Linked DNA regions of Homo sapiens: regions 1 and 2 are each linked to region 3. Evidence: read pairs that join two places in POLR2A ChIA-PET (ENCODE). Cell type or tissue: GM12878. All regions are shown on one strand. Links, peaks and the distances in the headings refer to the core of each region. The heading gives the core; the rest is flanking DNA. Region 1 overlaps LOC105371610 (a long non-coding RNA gene). Region 2 overlaps PRRX1 (paired related homeobox 1). Region 3 overlaps GORAB (golgin, RAB6 interacting).

Region 1 (7,197 bases), core at 1,116-6,115, 120 kb before region 3:
GCTTCTGAGCCAGGGACGCGCGTGGGGGGTGGGCGTGCACGCGGGTGGGCCAGCGCAGAGTGGGAGCTTGTGGGTGCTTTCCGTCGGGATTTCCAACTCAGCTGCCTCCGAGAGCCTAAGCTGAGCGCCGCACGTGCTCGTGCCATCTGCTGTACTGGACGCAGTCTAATAGCGCAGAGAGGTTTCCATCCGGCATCCAGTTCGATGTGGGCCGTTTTTCCCTTCCCAGCGGTCTGTCCTTGGAGCTGATCAGTCTCCCCAAAACCTCCCTAGAAATAGAGCAGCTCCTCGCCTCTCCCTCCTTTCGCACTCTCTATCCTCATTTACACAGTTGCGTTTTAACGTTGCTGTTTTTCCCCTACACATACCCAATTGCCCGTCGTGACAAAGGTGTGGGTAAGGGCTGGGGACTTTTGGCACCCCCAAGACACGATGTTCCCCCTAAAGATCCAGCGTCCTCAGTCATTTAGGGGGTCAGCGTCCTCAGATCGCCCTTTCGAGGAAATTGCCTTATCCGGGTGAATGGTCAATATGGTTGGGGAGCGAGGAATAGCTACAAGCAAGAGAGTTTATAGATGGGCATCCGGAGGCATACGCAGTCGGCTCCGCTGATATTCGGACGCATTCTCTAGAGGGACCGGGCGCTTCTTGAAAATCACCCACTTGTCATTCGTGTTAATATCAACCAGTACCACCAATACCAACTAGGATGCTAACGGTTTCAAGAAAAACACCGCACACATTTACTAATTTATGGACTATATATATATTATATAATATACACAATGTATAATATGAATGTATAATATGAATATGTATAATATGAATTTCTATGTTCTATGAATTTTCCCCAAATGTCTTTCAGACTGATGGCTCAGATACCCGCCAATGAGCTGGGCTTGTCAGACCTGTGCAGCGCCGCTCCTGCAGCTCTAGAAGCGCAAGGTCGGGGAGCCCACCTCTAGAAAAGGAGGTGGTCTTTGAAGAGTGAGGAACGGAGACTGTCTTTGAGTCCTCGGAGCTGGAACTCGGGAGCAGAGTCCCAGGGTATTCAGGAAAAGGGAAGAGCTGCGTCGGGGACTTAGTCGCGGTCCCCGGGCGGGTGGGGGGCGCGAAGCAAGCAGCAGGGCCCGCTCCCGCCGTTCCGCAGTGCTTTTCTCAGAATCCCGCGGAGGTCACCAGAGCGCTAAGGCTTGAGAGACTCTTCACCACTACGGAGAGGCTGCTCTTTCCTGGGATATCCCGTAGGCCTCAGCTGCAGGGACCAAGCCCTGGATTCCTCTAGCCCCGACATCACCGCAGGGAGTTTCGAGGCAGGGTGGGCTGCGGGACGCGTTGGGACAGTCTCCTAGGAAGCAAATCACAAAGGCAAACACCCTGCAGAACTGATCCCCCCCACCGCCCCCCGGCTTTTCTTGCTTGTTTAAGTCTTTGTGGGTTTTTTCTTTTCCTTTTTTTCTATTAGCAATTACAAGTGGATTGGATCCACACTCTGATTATGTTTACACACATTTGTAATTTGTTGAGAGTCTGGATTGCAATTTTAAAAATCGGGATAACCCTTCAGGGAAATTCAAGACAGAGCTGATAATGCGTTCACCTCATAAACGACAAAAGGAGTGCTTGAGCTGGAGAAGGCGCTCCCGAAACCCTCCGAGCCAGAAGTGATGCTCTCCCCAGGGCACCCATAGGCAAGCCGGGAGCTCCTTCCCAGAGCGCCATAGGTCGCTGCTCCTAGCCTCTCCTTGACCTCCAGGCTCCAGGTCCTGCTCACAAGAGGGGTGGAGCAAGGGGGAAATTGAAGGACCAAAGTTCTCTGGGCTTGGCTCACGTTGTAGGAACCAGAAGGGCAAAGCACCCTGAGAATTTGAACGACCATCTGGCAGAAAGATGTCAGGAGAGGAGACTTGAGGAAGCTTTGGTGGACAGCACATACTCATCTCCCAAGCAGGCGGCAGGCTTGGCCTGGCATTTAGAAGGCCCGGGAGAATAGCCTGCTGTTGCCCCTGTAGTTCCTTAATCACTACTTTGCTTTCCCCATGTGACTTTTGGGGGTGGGAGAGAGAGCTGGAAAAAGAGAATTTCTAACTCAAAATCTCTGAACATGTGTAGGCCTTTCTTTGGCTTTAGCTTTGACTTCCATCCATCAATTATTATTTTTTGAAGTTTGAAGCCCTGCATGATGTAACTAACCAGAAACTTCTCCCTTATGACCCTTCCAGCATCTGAGACCCACTTTCCAACCATTCCTTCTGCCCTGCCTCCTTTACAATAACTCCTGTTTTTGAATTCATCCCTATGTAAGTGGGAGCAAAGCTGGATCTAGCAAGGAAACTTGCCAATAGATCAGACCAAGGTAGGAGAGAGGTTTGGTTCCCAGCCATGTGCCTTTGGGTGGTCTTATTAATAGTCAGGTTTGGTACTGATTACTGCCTAGGGTTTCCCTGGCACTGAAAGTTGGCAGAACTCTGCCTTATCTGGCTAGCAGAATGTCTCCCACCCTAAGCAATTTCCTCTCTGAGGTGGAAACCAGGGGTTGCACTCCCTGACATGTTAATAAACTAACATGATAATTAGGTGACAGGTCACAGGTTCCATGACACATAAAGAAGACAACACCACTCTCAGGCAAATAACATGCTGTGGGAATTAAAATGTTTTCCTTCTCATGGTTGACAATCTAGGACATATTCATTAGCAATGATACAGGGGAAAAGACAAATGCAAAATGGATTCTGCAGGGTTCCCATATTTTAATGTTTTTAGGAGTCTTTATGTCAGGCTTGAAAGGAACTCTCCTTTATCCTTCCAATTCTGATTCTTGTAATAATAAGTGTTATTTCAGGAGCATTTCTCCTATGCTCTATTCTTTATCCAATAGCCCCATTGAATTATTTTGAAATTTTATAATAATCAAAGGAAGTCAGACTAAAAATACATTTCCAAGTAATGAGCTGGTAATTGATCTGCTCTGTTATAGTCTGGGAAGCCCAATATATTCAGGTGGGACCTAGAATAGTTTCATTAAGCCCATCTGCTCCTCAAATCACTGGCTGGACACTGACTTTGCATATATCACTGAGGCAGCTTTAGCTAAAGACATCAGTGACATGCACATTTACAAATGCCGTAAGTATTCCTCATGCCTTATTTTGCTAAATGCTTCTGCTATAATTGATAGTGTTGAGCATCCTTTTTTTTTTTTTTTTTTTTGAATATTTTTCTCCTGGTCCTCTATTTCTCTGACCACTTATTTTGGTTTTCATAGTGTATTCCTTTTTCTCTGCTCACTCCTTAAATATTTATATTCTCTAGAATTCTGGTCTTCATTTTACTGTCTTTCAAAATAAATAGGTTGTTCTTAGAAGATATCATACTTTTTATGGGTTATGTCTTGGTCTGTTTTATGTTGCTATAAAAGAATATCTGATTGGGAGGCTGAGGTGGGCAGATCACAAGGTCAGGAGATCGAGACCATCCTGGCTAACACAGTGAAACCCTGTCTCTACTAAAAATACAAAAAATTAGCCAGGCGTGGTAGCAGACGTCTGTAGTCCCAGCTACTTGGGAGGCTGAGGCAGGAGAATGGCATGAACGCAAGAGGTGGAGCTTGCAGTGAGCCGAGATCTCGCCACTGCACTCCAGCCTGGGCAACAGAGCGAGACTCTGTCTCAAAAAAAAAAAGAATACCTGAGACTGGGTCATTTATAAAGAAAAGACGTTTGTTTAGCTCACGGTTCTGCAGGCTGAGAAGTTCAAGGATAAGTTCAAGTTCAAGTCCTGGCTTCTGGTGAGACCTATTCTGCTGCATCACAATATGGCAGAGAGGGTAAAAGGGGAAGTGGACATGTGTGAAGGGAGGGAAACCTTAGGGGCATCCCAGCTTATAACAACCCGCTCTCATGAGAATCCATTCTCCTGAGAACTGATTCACTCTTGTGAGAACAAGAATGTTTTTACTAATGCTAGAACAGCACTGAGCCATTCATGAGGGATCCACTGCCATAACCCAAACACCCCCCACTAGGCCCCACCCCCAACTCGCCCTCACTAGGGATCAAATTTCAACATGAGCTTTGGTGGTAACAAACAAACCATATCCAAACCACAGCAGTTAACTACCACCTGTTTGTCAATGAGTCCAAAATGTAAACCTTAAGCTTGTCCATCTACTTACTGTCATCTTGTGCAAACTGAGCAAGTTACCACTCCAAGCCTCAGCTTACCCATCTCTCAAATAATGCTAATTATGGCACCTACCATATATATTTGTGAAAATTAAGTAAGAATGCAGGCAATCAATTTATCACAGTGCTTAGCATATAGTAAGCTCTGAAGAAAAAAAAGATAGCTATCTCCTTGCTGGATCTGCACATTTATTGAAGAAACATAAATTTAAACTCTTGCCCCAGTAGTAAACCTAGGAATTATCCCAAATTCCTTCCTCTTTGATACCACCTCCAGGTCTGCCTATATTATCTAGCTAGCATCAATCCTGATGCAAAATAGCCAATAAATCCTTATGGAATTGGAACTGAAAATAAAGTAATACTGAAGGAGGTGAATAGGCAACACTATATGTGAATATGTATGTATTATATTTACAGTGTGTTCATATTATATAAACATAACAACAGTTAGTAGTCCAGGTGTCTTGCCAGATGCTTTCAGAGGAAATATGAGTATGCAGGTGCCATACCTTCTCTGTCTTGAGGAACCCAAATCTTATTCACCAGGCTGATTCAGATGTACCACAAATGGCTATTGAGAGGATTAAGAAAGAGAATAAAGGAAAAATGCCTTATCATAATCAATACTCAACAAATGTTAGTTCCCTTCCTCCACTCTTTACCTTATGCTCAGATTCTTCTGGGCTTCACAGGATAATAGGAAGCTTAATTCTTGCTATCTTCCTATTTTAGAAAAATCCTTTAAGGTTGGGCATATGCATGTAACTTAGATGCTTAAAAATGGGAATGGCTCTAGGCAAGCAGCAGCACACAGAGCTGTAAGATAAACCAATGCCAACCCCTCATTCCTTTGCAGGAAAAATTCATGCCTGGTAGGTTTTTTTGTGTCTCACTCTGAGAATTTGAGAACCTGCATACTCACCAGACTATTGGCCCTGAATAAGACATCTAAACTGAGATCCCAGACTAGGTTGGTGCCTCTGCAAGCTCTTCAACTTTTGGGCCCTGAAGCTCTGTTTCCAGGCCAGGCAGACGTGAGATGGAATCCAACAGTACAAATACAAAATTCTCTGGACCTGGGTAAGTTAGGCTGATTTGAAATGCATAAGGTCCTTCAGCTGACTTTGGGGCTTATTTATAGCATACCTGGTAGGTGTGCCACTTTAGATAACCTTCCTTGGCTTGCTGCTCCCATAAATCTGGAACCAAGTACAGCCCACTTCTCTGCTTGCTTTCCTCCCCTTCTACAAATCTCTAAATTTCTGAGCTTGTCTCTCTCTTTTCTCCCAGATCTCCACTTTTTCTATAATGCTAGCTCACAGGTAAACATCCAAACTGGTTACAACTTCTTTTGTCCCTTTATACCTGTTAGGTTAGGTATATATTTTACCCTAATTTTTCTTGTTTTTATCTTGTTAAAGACACCCGGATCTGCCTTATTTCAAGTTTTTCTCCACAGTAATTTCACAAAATTTCAGAGACTTTTTTTTCTTTCCTGCCTCAAAGTGATGCTTTGAGATAATGTGTATGTGAGGAACTCAGTGTAAAAGGTATGAGTGTATATAGGACCAGTTACATTTGTCATTACAATTACAGTTGTCATTCTTTCCTGACATTCTTTTCTTGCCTTTATCACTACAGAAAAGAAGTAAGGATTTATATGGTGGAAATAAGAAAACTAACTTTTATTAAAAAGTCTAAAATACTGTGTTATATCAGCACTTTGCAGATCACAAACCTATTAATTCCACATTTTGTTAAGTCACCATTCACCTCTTTATACAATACATACCTTTGTCTTTCATGAACCTGGTACCCAGCTCTGCATTTAAAGCACCAAAACTACCTATCTCCGAAATACATACTGGAGAAAAAAAACACTTCCTTTTGCTACTTACCCTTTTATTCTTTCCTCTTTCCTGATTTGTTCTTTTGAGCATCATCTGCTCCTTTAAATGAAAAGTCAGAATTATTTCCTTCAAAATATGAAAAGAGATTTAGTGACCTCTCTAATACTCATTACTATTGTGTGTCTCAGTCTCCATTAAAAATTATTACACAGGATCAAAGATATCAACATTTATATTCTATTTTGGACCAAATGACATAAAGTAGTAGTTCACCATTAATCTTTAACCATTACCAGACACTGTGTTACATCCTACTTTGTCCCTAATGTGGTGTAAAGACTAGAGGCTTTAGAGGCTTTGAAAGTTTATTCTTTGTTTCTAACTCTTTAAAGAAATTTTGAGCAAGTAACTTAGTTCCTCTGAGTCTCACACTTTGAGTCTCAGAAGCTCAAAGTACATCTGAAAGAAAAGTAAGGCCGGGAGCGGTGGCTCAAGCCTGTAATCCCAGCACTTTAGGAGGCTGACAGGGGCGGATCACGAGGTCAGGAGATCAAGACCATCCTGGCTAACATGGCGAAACCCCGTCTCTACTAAAAATACAAAAAATTAGCCGGGCGTGGTGGCGGGCGCCTGTAGTCCCAGCTACTCGGGAGGTTGAGGCAGGAGAATGGCGTGAACCCGGGAGGCAGAGCTTGCCATGAGCCGAGATTGTGCCACTGCACTCCAGCCTGGGTGACAGAGCGAGACTCCATCTCAAAAAAAAAAAAAAGTAAGATAACAAGTAAGACCTAACATAGTGCCTGGCAAGTAATAAATACTCACTAAAATTTAGTTCAGAAATTCTTTTGGCAATGATGTAGTAGCTTATAGCAGAAGAGTAGTGCTCCCTGCAAAAGCAACTTAAGAACCTAAAAATATTTATATCTTCCTCACTTCAAATATCAGACACCTGCCAAGGCGATCAAGACTTGAGCAACTGTATATTCCAGACAAGGATGCTCTGAGGTAAGTCAGACTTGTTTCATTCCATTTTTATCCTTGGGTTATCGGCAGCACTTTGGAATAAAACAAGAGACTGAAAAAAGAGATAGTATTTGTTTAAAAAAGGAGAACAGTAGAGATTTATGCAACTGTATGGCCTTGGAGGAAGAGAAATT
Region 2 (7,197 bases), core at 891-5,890, 150 kb before region 3:
TAAGAAAGGCTGTACTGCCATATCAAATATCCTCTTTCCTGAGAGCCTGCCTCTGAGATTGGTATGTGCAGGAAATTACATCATACTAGAATTTGGTCATACTGACCCTAAGTACACCCGTATTCCAGTGTTTCTCTCTTTGACCCCACCTCCCTAATCACACTTGCATGCTGTCTCCACTCTTTATAGTATATTTAGAACCTTTCTACAGCATTTTCTATTTTGCGAGTCATTTATCAATGCTAATTCATCTCTTCTCACCCTGATTCCTTTGAGGTAGAGCCCTGTAATTAGTAGTAATAACAAAACCATGGTATTTAGCTTTTCTATAGCTTCTGTCTCCTGAGAATGCTACAAATATTAACAGCACACATTGCAGTCTCCCAGAATTGCTTGGGTCACAGAAGGACTGGGGAAAAATGCTGTGACTAGCCTAAGTGGAATAAATTGAAGGTTGGGTTGGAAGTGAATCAAGATGCTGGTGTTAACATGCCTGAATATTTAGGAAAAGTTCCAGGATCACTTCATGATGAAAAGCAATAAGGCTGTCAAAATTTGTCTGGCATATATATAGGATTAGGCCAAGTCCTAAAATTTCCCAAGACACCTCAGGGTCAAGGGCTTTCTGCAGAAGGTAAGCCTTTTGATGATATAAAAATTCTAGAAGTCTCAGTTGCAGAAAAATGTGAGAGATGCATGTGCGTGTGCACGTGTGTCTGTGTGTGTGTGTGTGTGTGTGAGAGAGAGAGAGAGAGAGAGAGAGAGAGGATTTGTTAGTTCGTTAAGGGGTTTCTTCCACTTATTTCCATGAAGATTCTCTATTTGACCCATTTTAATCCCCAATACTTGTTGTAGATGATTACTTCCTATCTTGAAAAAAAAAAAAAAGATTCAACTAGAACAGACCTGGTTCTTAAAAAATAGTAGAACTCTAGTGGCCTGAATTTAAAAAAAAAAAACAGCTTTAACTTTTCATCAAATACACACAACAATTTAAGAATAATGTAAGGTGATCCCTTAACTACATTCTAGAAAGTTAGCTACATTGTAAAATATGTCAAGAGTGAATTAAGGAAAGATATCCCGACAGGCTCACCAATTCTATTTATTGGAATTTTGTAGGCTGTTATTTTGAGTTAAACCCTTCAAATTAAGAATTTAATCAAAAGTATTGAAACAATGGAAAATAAATTGGGTTCTTACCCCATAAGGATTTATGTCAGTTATTAGAAAGGGCTTCCTGATCCTGGACAATTGTTATTAATAATACAAATGTATATTTTTCCTGGAAATGTAAACCTGAATAGATCCAACTTCAATTTTGGTCTGCCAGGATAAAAACAACTTTATTATGGAATTGGCTCCTCTCTCATGGCATGACTTTCCATTTGATATTATATTTATGTGTATATCTAGAGTCTAGATTCTAGACCCATATATGACCTCTTAAGTTTCCTAAAGGACAGGGAGCTTTGTATTCCTCATAGCACTTAACACAGTACCAAGCACACAATAACTGTGCATTAAATATTTCTTGAATAAATGTGCTGATAAGGCAGGCTTAGAGAACACTGCTTCCCCTCACCCTAACAGAAGGCCCCATAGTGCTCTGAAACTTGCTGCTGGAACTCTGTTGACCACAACCCAGAGCACAGGGTTAATATTTTCATCCTTTACGTTAAACCATTTGGACTATGCTTCATTTTGTTTATTTTCAATACTATCTTTGTCACAACACATAAGAGTAGAAGAGAAAGCGGGAAGGAGAGGAGGGGAGAAAAGGTGAAAAGAGAAGGGAAAAGAAAGAAAGAGAGAAGAGGAAAGAGTGAAATTAAAGAAAGCAATTGACACAACAATATATCTGAAATAAAAACAAAAATATTAAAAAGAACTAAAAAAGGTGGGGGAAGAGAGGCAGGCAAGGAGGGAGGGAGGAAGGAAGGAAGAGAGGGAGGGAGGGAAGAAGGAAGGAAAGGAAAGGAAAGGAAAGGAAAGGAAAGGAAAGGAAAGGAAAGGAAAGGAAAGGAAAGGAAAGGAAATGGAAGGAAAGGGAAGGAAAAGGGAATAAATTTCTTCTTAGGGATGTCAGAATCCATTTGAGTGGCAACTCTATAAAAGCAAGCTGTTTCTCATTATTTATGTAAGTTTGATCTGATTAAATCCATCAACAGTTTCTAAAAGACATTACTTTATATTTCACTCTCTGGTTGGCTAATAAACATTTTTTAATCCACTCTTTGGTTGCAAACATGCAACCCATCTGCTTTATTTCTTTCATTTATTCATTCAACAAATACCTTTTGCACAACCATTTTCCAGGTCTATGATTGGCACTGGAAAAACAGTGGTGAATAAAATATGGCCCTCACTTGAAAGGCTACATTACCTTGCTCTCTCGATAGCTTTCAAAAACACAAATTAGTGTATTATCCATCCCTAAATTTTGTCAAGCATCTTTTCATTACATTATCCTCTCAAGCCTCTTTTTGTCTGTCTAGATAAAACCACGAGTACCTTCTCTTTGGAATCAAGCCTTTTCTGATGGACTATGTCTGACCAGTTCATGCATTTCCTTATTTTGATGCTCACAGCAAAGACTGCATCGAGCTAACTTGCTGTTCTCTCTGTAGTCTCTTACATTTTCTGAAATATCCATCTCTCTGAATATCTTCTAAATTTAATTTTACTGATACCTTTCCCAGAGTCACAGTTCCAGGGCCTCTCTGGTACATAATTCAGGTGGCACATATTTAATCTGCCCTGACCCAATAAAAACATTTGAATACTTAAAGTCTAATTTATATTATAATTATTCTTATCACACAAATTCTCATATATAGGAGGAAGCAGGGAAGTTGAATTTTACCAAACACTTATTTTCTCACATTTTCAAATTCAAAAACTAGGCTGGTAATGTTAGCTATAGATTGTGCTTATGAATATTATTATAAATAAATGCTAAGATCCAACTGACTTTCTCATACGCACCACACACACCTGAAGGGTTCAAAGGAGCAAAATTGATTATTATAACTTCTCTCTCCAAGTCTATTCTAAGTGATGAATATCTACTCATCTGCCACTATTCAGCTTATAGTTCATATCTCCCATGATGTTTTTCTTTACCCACTGAGCTGACAAGTTCATCCTTGTGACCCTTCTATATCCTGCCTTGATCCTGACTCCATCGCAGAAGCCATAACATGCAGCTGATTTAGGGTTCATATGTCTATCTCTGCTAAACTATAAGCTCATAGGGGGCACGGACCAGACCTTATCTGATGCAATATTTCTAATACTTATTACAGTGCGTGGGACATTATAGGTGCTCAGTAAATGTTGAAAAAATGGGGGGGGAGGGGAGGAGTAAGGATCTTATATACAGTGAAATGCTAACCAAATGCTAGCAAGAGCTAGAGACCTGGCAGCTCTTGAATTTTCCAAGCGATATATTGTATGGAATCTGTTGAGAAGTGTTTCATACAGATGAGGAATGCCAATCCAGTCTTTCTCAGACAAAATGGAACCAAATCTTTACAAAGTTTTCTCTTTTTGGATCTCTCTCCCTCTCACACACACACACACACGCACACACACACACCCACAGAGAGAGAGAGAGAGAGAGAGAGAGAGAGAGAGAGGGAGAGAGAGAGAGAGAGAGAGAGACGGAATATTAAATCTCATCAGTTCGGCTCTACAGATGCTTGGTCTTTATGACAACCCAACCTGTGTATCCCATGCACTCCCCACCTCACTCCATATCGCCACCTGGTGCCCAAAAGCAAGAAAACTACCTAAAAAATGAAAACGATTTTTTTAAAGCTGATAAGTATCAGGACCTTGGAACCATAAACTGAAAGTTTAAAACAAAAACAAAAACATGTGCTTCTTGGCATAGACATCTGGTCACAGGCATATAAAGATTAAACACACAAATCTTCCTCAAAACTCACCCTTGTTTCCACTCACATCTTTATGAATGTTCTCAATTGTTGCAGCCCCATGGACTACCTTCCCACATAGATTCCATGATTTAAAACCTTTTCTACTAAATCAACTATATTTTGTCATTTGCATTAAGTAAATTCAAAATTGTCAGACTATGATATCATTTAGCCTGAGATAGCCAGGAATATTGTTCATTCATTGACTTATTCAGCTCTTTAATGAGTCCCTACTTTGTTCTAAGAACAGTACACAGCTCCACAGAAAGAGTCTCACTAAATTATTATCAATCCTGTCAAAAATCTTAAGTTCTTCTTTTGCTTATAGAGAGTAAACATACATTTTTATTAATCTTTTTGAAATAACAGAAAAAAAAATAAAGGTCCTCTATTACTGCCCAAAGAAGTTAGGGAATCTGAGATGGGGAACCAATGGATTAGAAAAGAGCATATTCTGATAGATTAAATACAACTTCAGATCAATAATTCCTGAAGAAAAAGTCTCAAATATCTATGTTTAGCTCAGTTAATCTTTCATCTCATTATCAATATGCTATTGATTTCTAATGTATATTGATAACAATTATATTGTCACAGAACTAAAAACCAAAAGATGCATAGCTAAAGAATAATATGAATTTCACTTGAACTTGAGTCAGCACAAAATTATCAAATAAGTTTCAGTACTGAAATTAGCAAGTATATAGTTAAGATATGGGAAGAAAAAAATGTCAGTCAGGAATTTCCTGTAAACAGTTCCCAGAACAAAGACAAACTCTTCAAGTGTCACAATTAAATGGGTGCAAAAATCAGTACAACATAGTAAAGTTTTATATGTTAAATATGCCCATTTATTTTACTTTGCAAGCATAGCAGTTTTATTATTTTGGTCTTATAATGTTTCGTCTATGAAACGATATAGTCAGCAGACTATAGGAGGTTTATTTAAATGTTTTTATTTAAATAAGTCAATATTCATACCTTTTAAACATAAAATTTTATTGGTAAATAAATTTCATAAATCTGTATAACCCTGAACATTCACCTGAAATTAATTTTCAAGGATATTAAAAGTTAGAAACTGTTGAAACATACCGGACAAAGCTATCTTTAAGAGTAAATTTTTAAAAATTCTATTACTTTTTCAAATGGATTGGTTAAATAAAAGCAATTTTTAAGAAAAATAGAAAAAAAATAGATACCTTAATTTTCTGCCTCAGTACAGTCCAGTTTCAGAAATATATATTAACACTATATAACATTACAGTTTTTGGACCCACTTTGTACTTGGAGTGTTAGTTTTCCTTACATTCTTATTTTATACTGCTTTCTGGGTCCAAAGTCAACAATGAGCTCCAGGATTTATTTCATCTCTCAAGATCTTTAGGGTAATAGAAAAATAATAATAATAGCAACTTTTGAGAAGTATGACAATGAATTTAGAGGTCACATAGCAAGTGAATAAATGTATGCCTACATGCTTGACTTCTAAATTATAGAGTAAGCAACACATTGCTTCTCAATCAAAATATTCTTGATGATTAGCTATTTCTCTTTCCCGGTCCTTCTCTTTCTCCTTTCTTTTTCCCCTTTTTCTCACCACAGAGCTTTTTGAATTGAGTAGAAGTATTTGGCCACTTGCTCTTTGACCCCGGTGTCTCCTGAGACTATATATTCATTTTGAGAATGAGTCCTTTTAGTTACCTAAAGTGTCCTCAGACTAAATTGTTTCCAGATGTTTACAAATATTTCAAGGATATATCCACACAGTTTTTATGGCTGAGTGATAACGGACTCCACAATGTCTGTTCAATTGTAAAATAAGAATCAAGCACATGCTATAAAATAACTTCCATGAAGCAGGGACTTGCTACACACGAGGCACAATGCTAACCATATCCTATACATTATCTTACTTAATGCTTACAAAAACCCTATAAAGGATGTATTATAATCCTCATTTTAGAGAAAAGGAAAGTGAGGCTCAGAGGGCGACTTCATAGAACAATTAAGTGACGGGAGAAGGGCGCTATATCAAGTCCATGTTCTTAGCCCTTGTGTCCTGCTGCTCTGTCGAAGCAAACGTCATCTACTGTTAGCTTAAGGCAGGAAAGAAAAGACAGAATTCACAAAAGTTGGGGAGCATCCCTGAGCATCCAAACAGATTGCCTTTAAGAGGCTAGAGAAGGAGACTTGTAGGCCAAGAGTTCTTGTTTAGTTTCAATAAATGCCTCCAATGGGCTTGTTCACCAAATATGCTTTCAACAGACTGTAAATGTGCAATGCAGACATTTTCTCATCGTTTAAAAACCAGCCTTCACAAATGGGGTTTTGGAAATTGCCTGTTTCGTGTTTATTTTGTTCTTCACTCACAACATTCTGACTTGTAAAGTTAAAAAAAAAAGAGAGAGAGAGAGAAATCCTAAATGGTCAAGATGACCTTTTTGTAAAAAGCTCTTCTTATCATAGAAATTTTGCTTTTTGTTTAACCTTGTGGTACTCTGAGGGTGGGGGGCTGGGGGAGGATGCTTAATTAGTAAGAAAACTTGAATGACGTGCATTTGGGATGGGACTGGAGAAGCGTCCAGTCAATTCTTGTTTATTCTAACTAATGGAGAGAGGCAAGGCATAACCATTTATAAGGCACTCAACCAATGTTATTATAGTTCTGTCTCCCACATTACATAGTTTCCTCATTTTTGTTTCATTTCCAAATGATTTTGAACCCTCAAAGTGTAGATTCTCTGATAAGGAAATAAAGAAACTCTGGAGTGTGCAAGTTAGAGAGAGGTGTCAACTATAGATTTTAAAAGAATACACCAAGTGGTAAATCCATATGCAGGCAATTAAAAGGTGACTCTGTTTGTTCTGGAAATATCTCTCATGGAATCGACTGCACAAGCCGCTGCAGCCGCCCGTCTCCTACCAATGCGAAATGTCATCTATTCATGCCACCTCCTTCTCTGTTCTCATCAAACAGCTACCCCCTAAGGCTAGAATTTGAATCAGTGTCAGAATTGCTGACCTTGGCAGGTCACATTTTTCTTAGACCCACTCCCCAAGGCTCTACACAACTCTCAGACTTTTGACCTTGCTGAAAACTATGGGATTATTGGAACAAGAAATTCTATTCCCCACGTCTCTTCCTTCCCTTCTGCTTCCCCTACGCCCCAGTGCTGCTGTAGCTCCTTTTAAAGAAAAGCTCGCTTATGAAGCACAGAGCTGCTTGCTCTTGCCCTCTTAGGTTTTTAGT
Region 3 (7,197 bases), core at 1,460-6,459:
GCTCATAATAATGACCCTGAGTCATCAATAAAAAGTTAAACTATATCATGTATCTTCTACTTGTGGAGGCGGGGCAAATTATTTAAGAAAAATGCCCATAGGAAATCCAATTAAGATTCATGGGAGTATGTCACTTATGTAGAAAACCTTATTCCTCTACACATCAAATGATTAAGGCCTCCCCACATAAAAATTAAAACTTGCATTTGTTGCTAATTTACATATACTGATAGCTATTTACTGCTTCCCTTATGAATGTGTAGATGGTTAAAACTGGGAGCACTAATGAAGGTCTTTAAAACTGCAACTATATTTACAAATTTAATATGCTCTATGCTTAAAAAGTTCTCTTTAATAAATTATAACTAGTATTTCAGTATCACTTATAAAGCATAATTTGTTTAGTTAGTCTTAAAAGTAATGGTTGAAGAAAAAATATCAGTTTATTAAAAGAGACATGGGAAAACAAATATAACACATGACACAACTGGTTACAGGTTACAAACAGCCTCTCCTGGTTCAGGTGCCTCACCTTTCTGCAATAGCTTTAGCCAAAAGAGCTTTTTTACGTTTATTTTTCTCTTCCATTAGCCGTTGTTCTTGTTGGAGGACTTCCCAACGAGATTTTTCTTGCCTAGGGGGCAAAAAAAGCATAAAAATGAGTTTATGAAAGAAAAAGAAACTGCTACCCTATCCAACACCTTACCAGTCTCAGTCCTCTAAGTATAAAATTTAATCAAGAAGATTTATGTATATGTTCTTTCAAAAGTCCTCTTAAAAGAAACCCATCTGCAGTTCATTATTTTGCTCTAATGGGAACAAAGACTACGATCTAAAGTAAAGAGGCTTACATAAATTGGACCTCTGAAATCCATTATATATATAATCTAGGAATCCACAAACTGGAAGCCAGAATACTGTGGCATGTGTTTAGGAGTACAAAGAAATTTGTGTAAGTTAATTATGTATTATATGCAGAATGGAGATTAATAAAAATTGGTTTGTAGCTGATGTCATATTATTTATACCTTTTAGAGTTTTCTATAAAGTCTCCACCACCTTAACATGTTTCAGACAATAACCAATGTTTATTTCATATATTAATATTTTCTTTCAATTTGCTCACTTTTTCCCAACTCTTAAGACTTTTTTTTGTCTTTCTTTTTTCCTTTTTGTGGAGAACAGGGTGTCGCTATATTACCCAGTCAGGTCTCGAACTCCTAGGCTCAAGCTATCCTCCCGCCTCTGCCTCCCTAAGTGCTGGGATTACAGGTGTGAGCCACTGTGCCCAGCCCAACTTGGACATTTTTAAACAAAGTAAAACACTAAGAGCTAAGACTGGAATGCTGGGCTAAAGAAAAAAATTCAAAGATGTGAAAACATGTATTGTCTTACAATCTGTCCAATTCTAAAATAAATACATTAAAATTTCCCATAAAGTCATGAGCTTGATGTCAACTCAAATTAAACAAGGTATTGGCAAAGCTATTTATTCCTATTACTGTCACTTCTTACAGCCATTATATCACATACCTCTATTCCCAAATCTAGTAGCCCCTTCCAAAATTGTCCTTCTCTCTCCATTTCTACACCTTCCACCTTAGTGCTGGGACTGGTCATTTCTCACTTTTACTACTGCAGGCATCTCCTCACCAGGCGCCTTAGTTCCACAGCTCACTATGCACTCTCTTGCATATGATCTACAATATTGACACCTGGGATTTCTCTAACCTTTATTTTGATTGCGGCCTTTAGCCCTCAGAGAGCTTCATGGTAACTTGCTGCATTAGTGAACTTGCTAGGAAGGAAGGCATCCCCTGCTTCCGATCCTTTCTCATTTCTTTAATTCTCTACTTATTCATCCCCTGCTTCTGCTTCTGATCCTTCCTCAGTTCTGCTTTTTTTTTTTTTTTTTTTTTTTGGGACAGAATCTTGCTCTGTTGCCCAGGCTGGAATGCAGTGGCATGATCTTGGCTCACTGCAACGTCCACCTCCCAGGTTCAAGCAATTCTTGTGCCTCAGTCTCCCAAGTAGCTGGGACTACAGGCATGCACCACCACGCCCAGCTAATTTTTTTGTATTTTTGGTAGAGACAGGGTTTCCCCATGTTGGCCAAGCTGGTTTCAACTCTTGGCCTCAAGTGATGTGCCTGCCTCAGCCTCCCAAAGTGCTGGGATTATAGGTGTGGGCCACCACGCCTGTCCTCCTTCCTCATTTCTTTAATTCTCTACTGTTCTCTGGCTTATCCTTTGCCACCTCTCCCAGAGAAATGAGGTATCATCTCTGAACATTCTCTAGGACACAGCTTTCCTTTCTCCTCCTTAAAACCTCAAAATTTCTCCTTTACGTGAATGGTTTGAGGTTACAGGTCTTTTATGAAAATTCTTCCAAGTATCCAAAAAAAGAATAAGTTTCCCTATAACATCCAATCCAAATTGTCCAGCTCAATGTAAACTTACCTCCTATTTGTCTCCGGCCTTTGTTAGTAAACTACACTTAGAGACACTTTAATGTATGCACTTGTTCAATATAGGTTTCATAATTCATGTGGTTTTATAACTCTTGTCAAAATGATTTCTTAGTTGTAAACCCCTAGTGGACAGGAAACATTTTAAATTCACAGGATAGAATCTGGATCAGCAGAGATTAAAAAGATGTCAGAGATTAGAAAAAAAAAAAGATACTTTGAAAAGAACTCAGAAAAGAGAAAACAGAAAAATGTCATTCCTTCTCTGTGAGAGATAAATCAGGAGCAAACAAAGAAATAAGAGTATATATTAAAACACAAGCTATCAAATAAAAAATTCTAAGAATTTGCAAATCAAAAAATGGCATCTTCCACAAGAACAGTGTAGCTAAATTATGAAGGTTGTTTCTAATACAAAGACAGTAAAGAATAAATAAAAAGAAATCTAATGATGAACTGAGTTATATCATTAGTCCCCTAAATTTCCTACACTCTCTCCTTTGACCATCCCTTCACGTCTCTCCACAAGTTCCAATTTCTGGGCCAATGGAAATAGTCTGGAAGTTGAAAAAAGGGGTCAATTTGGGCAGAGGCACTATGCATATAAGAACTGCTTCTGAGCTGTGATTGCGCCATTGCACTCCAGCCTGGGCAACAGAGCGAGACTCCATCTCAAAAAAAAAAAAAAAAGAAAGAAAAAAAGAACTGCTTCTGCTCAGTGTAAAAGGCATAAACTTTGGATCCAGACAGACTTATCTGTAAATCTCTACTATTTACTAGCAGTGTATTAGCTTTAGAAAGGTATCATCTTTTCTGAGTCCCAGATACCTCATGTATAAAGTTTAAATAATAAACATGCATTGTAAGGCTGTTATGAAGACTAAAGAACATAAAACATACAGAATGCCTGTGTCCAGCTTATATTTAGGCAGTAGCTATTTTTCAATAGTTTATACATCACATTCCTATGATTGAATGAATATAAAGGAGAGAAAATGTTAAAATAAACAAATTATATTTCCTTAAAGCCCATTGGGAAAAAACGGGTTAAATGAAAAGTCTCATGGACTTTTCACATAGACTTACTAACAATTCCACTTTCTTTTTCTCCAATTTGCAATCTGGCTTTGGAGGTAGAATCTCAACATTGTTGTGACCATCATGGGAATTCTCAAGTCCCAGTTCCTTTGGCTGACTTTCAATGCCCTGTGGTTGTCCATCACCAACGGGGGAGGTGAGAGTGAAATGACTCGGAAGAGTAGGGGAAGAAAAAGGTGGTTTTTGAACGTTAACTCTCTGTTTTGGTGCTGAAAGCAGCTGCTCTGGAAGTAATGAGGTTGATCCATCTTGAAGCCCAAGTTTTTGGCTTTGCTCTACAAGGGCTTTTTCTCGCTGAAGTTGTTGTCGACTTTTCTTCGCGGGGAGACGTCGCTGTGGTTCAAATGGATCTATGTAAAAGAAAATAGAGGAAAATTCCTTTGTGTGGGCAGCAAATAATTATAATTCCTCTAAGAAAATAAAAAATTAACATTAAACGTTGATAATTCTAGTGGTTCTCCTACCCCATTCTCTATCTTGAAAGTCTAGGGGAAAAACAGCCATCTTCCTGTAGAGTTTCAATAGTTTTCAGATCATAATGTTAATATTTAACAGAAACTGCCCCATCTCTTAATTTATCTTCAGAGAAAGTCCATCAGTGAGTTAGGCCTTAGGTCACAAAGTGAAGTTTCTTTTTCAACTTGATTTCATAGTTGTCAAAAGAAAGCAACTAATTTTGACCAAATCAGGGAGGTGACTGAATTATCTGGTTTTAAATTTGATTTATGGTTCTGTCTGCTCTACTGAAACAAAATGGTGGTTGCATTTTCAAATGGGATTACCCTCTCTTAAATTTTAACAGCTTTTAGGGCAATTTGGTACATATGTGATACATATTCAGATGCTATAACAGGCATGTAATTGAGTGAAGTCTCTTATTTCTAGGAATGCTAGTTAACCTTAAATTGTTGTCTTTCATCCTACAGAACAATCCAAGGTTGTACTCCCCGAAGCCTAGTCAGGCTCTAATCAATGCATTCAAACTGATTTTAATAGTAGCCTCAGTAAAGCAATAGAAGATAAAACAACTGGGGGGAAATATCTTTAAAGTTATAAATAATAACACTTCTATTATACTTTTTGGACTGTCCATGCCAGTGTTAACATCTTAGGGCAGACAATTGGAGAATCTGACCCACATTCATACTATATTTCATAAGATCTATAAATAGCATTCTCTCTTAAATGCCTGGGAAGTGAAGTTATCAGTTCTTGTAAATGAACAACTCAAATGGGACTTTCAAATTTGGCATATTGACTTTTGAAGCAAAACAAGCTTATTATTTGAATTTCCCAAAGTATAGTTAAAAGCTCTAGAGTCACAATTCCAGCTTTGCTTCTGCCCAGCTCAGTGACCTCAGGTAAGTCAATTATTTATTCAATACCTTAGTTTCCTCATCTATCAAGCTGGTTGAAAATTAACCTGCTCTACTTAATGCATGAAGTTGGTGTAAGAATTAAATGAGATATGTACAGAAAATATTTTTTAAAAGACTGAAGTACTATCAAAAGCAAATGTTATTGTTGACTTTAGCCAGAAACACAAAGTATCCTGTATCTTGCAACAGGAACACATTCTTGGCTCTGATCTTTATTCACACCATCAAAAAATGTCACTTAGCCTGCTTATCTCCCTGTTGAACTCATTAGCTGAATTATTAATAGTTCCTCTGAAATTCAGGTAGTAACTTCTATTTTATTTTGCATTTTTACAGAACCTACCTATAAGACTGAAAATGCTAATTTTAAACAATAAACAATAAGCAAATCAGGCCACTTAAACACAGAACATATTGCTTCCCACACTCTGTATTAGGGGCTGCAAATATCAAGGAGACTGTGGTGAACTGAGAAGCGTAAGTCTAGTGTAAAGGGGGCAAATTCCGAGTCACCTTTAGTCAATTGCTATCATTAAAAAATTTAGGTCACCATAGCCAGATATTTTGATTTTTATGATTACAATTTAGACTTTTATGTAAAATATCTTGATTTTTAAATGTAGGGAACTGTTTCAATCAGGAAAATCTAGATTACGCTGTAGGGGCAAATCTTAGTGGTTTTAAACCACAAAGGTTTATTTTTCATTAATGCCAAGTGCCAACTAAAGGCTAACAGAGAGGTTCTGCTGATTAGTCTCTCAAGGCTCTAGGCTGACTGTACAGTCAGTATTCAGTGTTGCTGGCCACCACAACACAAGGAGAAGAGAGAGGTCAGGAAGGTCTTGCTATAGCAATTAACTGCTGACCCAGTAGTGACATAACACTTCTGCTCACAATGCAATGGCTAACCTAGTACATGGACCTACCCCCAAACAAAGGCAACAGGTATAGCTGGCTTAGCAAATAACACAATGATTATCACCATTATTAACTAAAAGAAATGTAAAGATTGGATAAAAGAAAGAGAGACAAAGAAGAAAGAAAGGAATGAAAGAGGGAGGGAGGGAAGAAGGGAAAGAAAGGAAGGCAGGCAGGAAGAAAGGAGGGAAAAAAGAAAGAAGGGGAAAGAAAGGAGGCAAAGCTGAAAAGCCACATACATTTTTGGGTTAAATTAAGCTAATGGGCTACCAGTTTGTGATATATACTCCATATCCTTTATTTAAGCCCTGCTCCCTCCACCTCAGAAAACTATCATTTGAATCATATGTTGATTATTCTCTTCCTTCTCTAATAGTCATATTGCATCTACAAATATTTCTAAAAAGTATTTACTTAGTTGTTTGACTTTATAAAAAGGGTTTTGTGCTGTACATCTGTTTTACTTAATATTACACTGTCAATAGTCATTCATATTGTCTATGTTTCAGCAGTCATTCATTTTGTTGTATAACATTTCATTGTGTGAATAAACCAGAGTCTATTGATCTTCTTCCACTGATAGACATTTAGGTTGGTTACAGGTTTTTGCTTTTGTAAATTTCAATAATGTGTCTCTTATTTTACATGTACAAGAATTTGCTTTGGATATTATCTAAGAACTACTGAGTCACAAAATATAACTTTAGAAGAAATGTGAAAATGCTTTCCAAAGTGTGCTCCCTCTAGTAATGTATAAGATCCTGTGGATGCACTTTCTCTTCAATACACGATACTGTCAGATGTTTTAATTTTTGTCAATCAAATGGGTGTAAAATAGTACCTCACTGTATTCTTGATTTGTAATTCTCTGCTCCTTGGTGGTGATGAGCATCTCTTCATATTTCCTTTTCTAGGAAATATCTATTCATGTCTTTTGTTGACTTTTCTTTTGTCTTGTATTTTTTATATATCAGCAGAAAACAATTAGAAAATACAATTAAAGAGAATATATTTCAATACCAGAAATTATTACTTATCTAGGAACAAATCTAACAAAAAGATGTTTAGTACCTCTATAGGGAAAACTCTAAAATTTTATTGAGAATTTAAACAAGTACTAAATAAACGGAGACATATACCACGTTAGTGGCAATGTTAATAATATGAAGATGAAATTGATCTAAAGATTCAATGCAATTACAATCAAAATTCCTAATGGGTTTTCCATTAAATTTGGTAAAATTATTAAAATTTTTATATGAAAAGATAGAAGGTCAAGAATACTGGCTGGGTGCAGTGGCTCACACCTGTAACTACTATACTAAGTATAGTAAG

Evidence for each region. Peaks named below come from ENCODE experiments on the same cell type or tissue, not always from the same donor. Only the 100,000 strongest peaks of a DNase experiment are listed, where the experiment ranks them.
Region 1: POLR2A ChIA-PET joins it to region 3 with 50 read pairs; 9 of 35 experiments call an interaction of 5 or more read pairs at or near these places.
Region 2: POLR2A ChIA-PET joins it to region 3 with 14 read pairs; 5 of 35 experiments call an interaction of 5 or more read pairs at or near these places.

Annotation. Positions count from the first base shown.
Region 1 is chr1:170,654,350-170,661,546 of GRCh38, reverse strand. It overlaps LOC105371610 (a long non-coding RNA gene), which reads right to left. Exons shown (of 4, transcript XR_922277.2): 2 at 6,089-6,139; 3 at 4,700-4,761; 4 at 1,264-1,348. Among named protein-coding and RNA genes, the nearest start is that of PRRX1, 6.2 kb to the left of the region's middle. In GM12878, for the core only: no CTCF peak of the experiment used is centred there; a DNase peak (open chromatin) is centred at 3,926.
Region 2 is chr1:170,686,284-170,693,480 of GRCh38, reverse strand. All of the region lies in intron 1 of PRRX1 (paired related homeobox 1), which reads right to left. Among named protein-coding and RNA genes, the nearest start is that of PRRX1, 26 kb to the right of the region's middle. In GM12878, for the core only: a CTCF peak has its summit at 3,763 (motif pointing left); a DNase peak (open chromatin) is centred at 3,770.
Region 3 is chr1:170,535,928-170,543,124 of GRCh38, reverse strand. It overlaps GORAB (golgin, RAB6 interacting), which reads right to left. Exons shown (of 5, transcript NM_152281.3): 2 at 3,558-3,915; 3 at 533-634. Among named protein-coding and RNA genes, the nearest start is that of GORAB-AS1, 6.9 kb to the right of the region's middle. In GM12878, for the core only: no CTCF peak of the experiment used is centred there; a DNase peak (open chromatin) is centred at 3,699.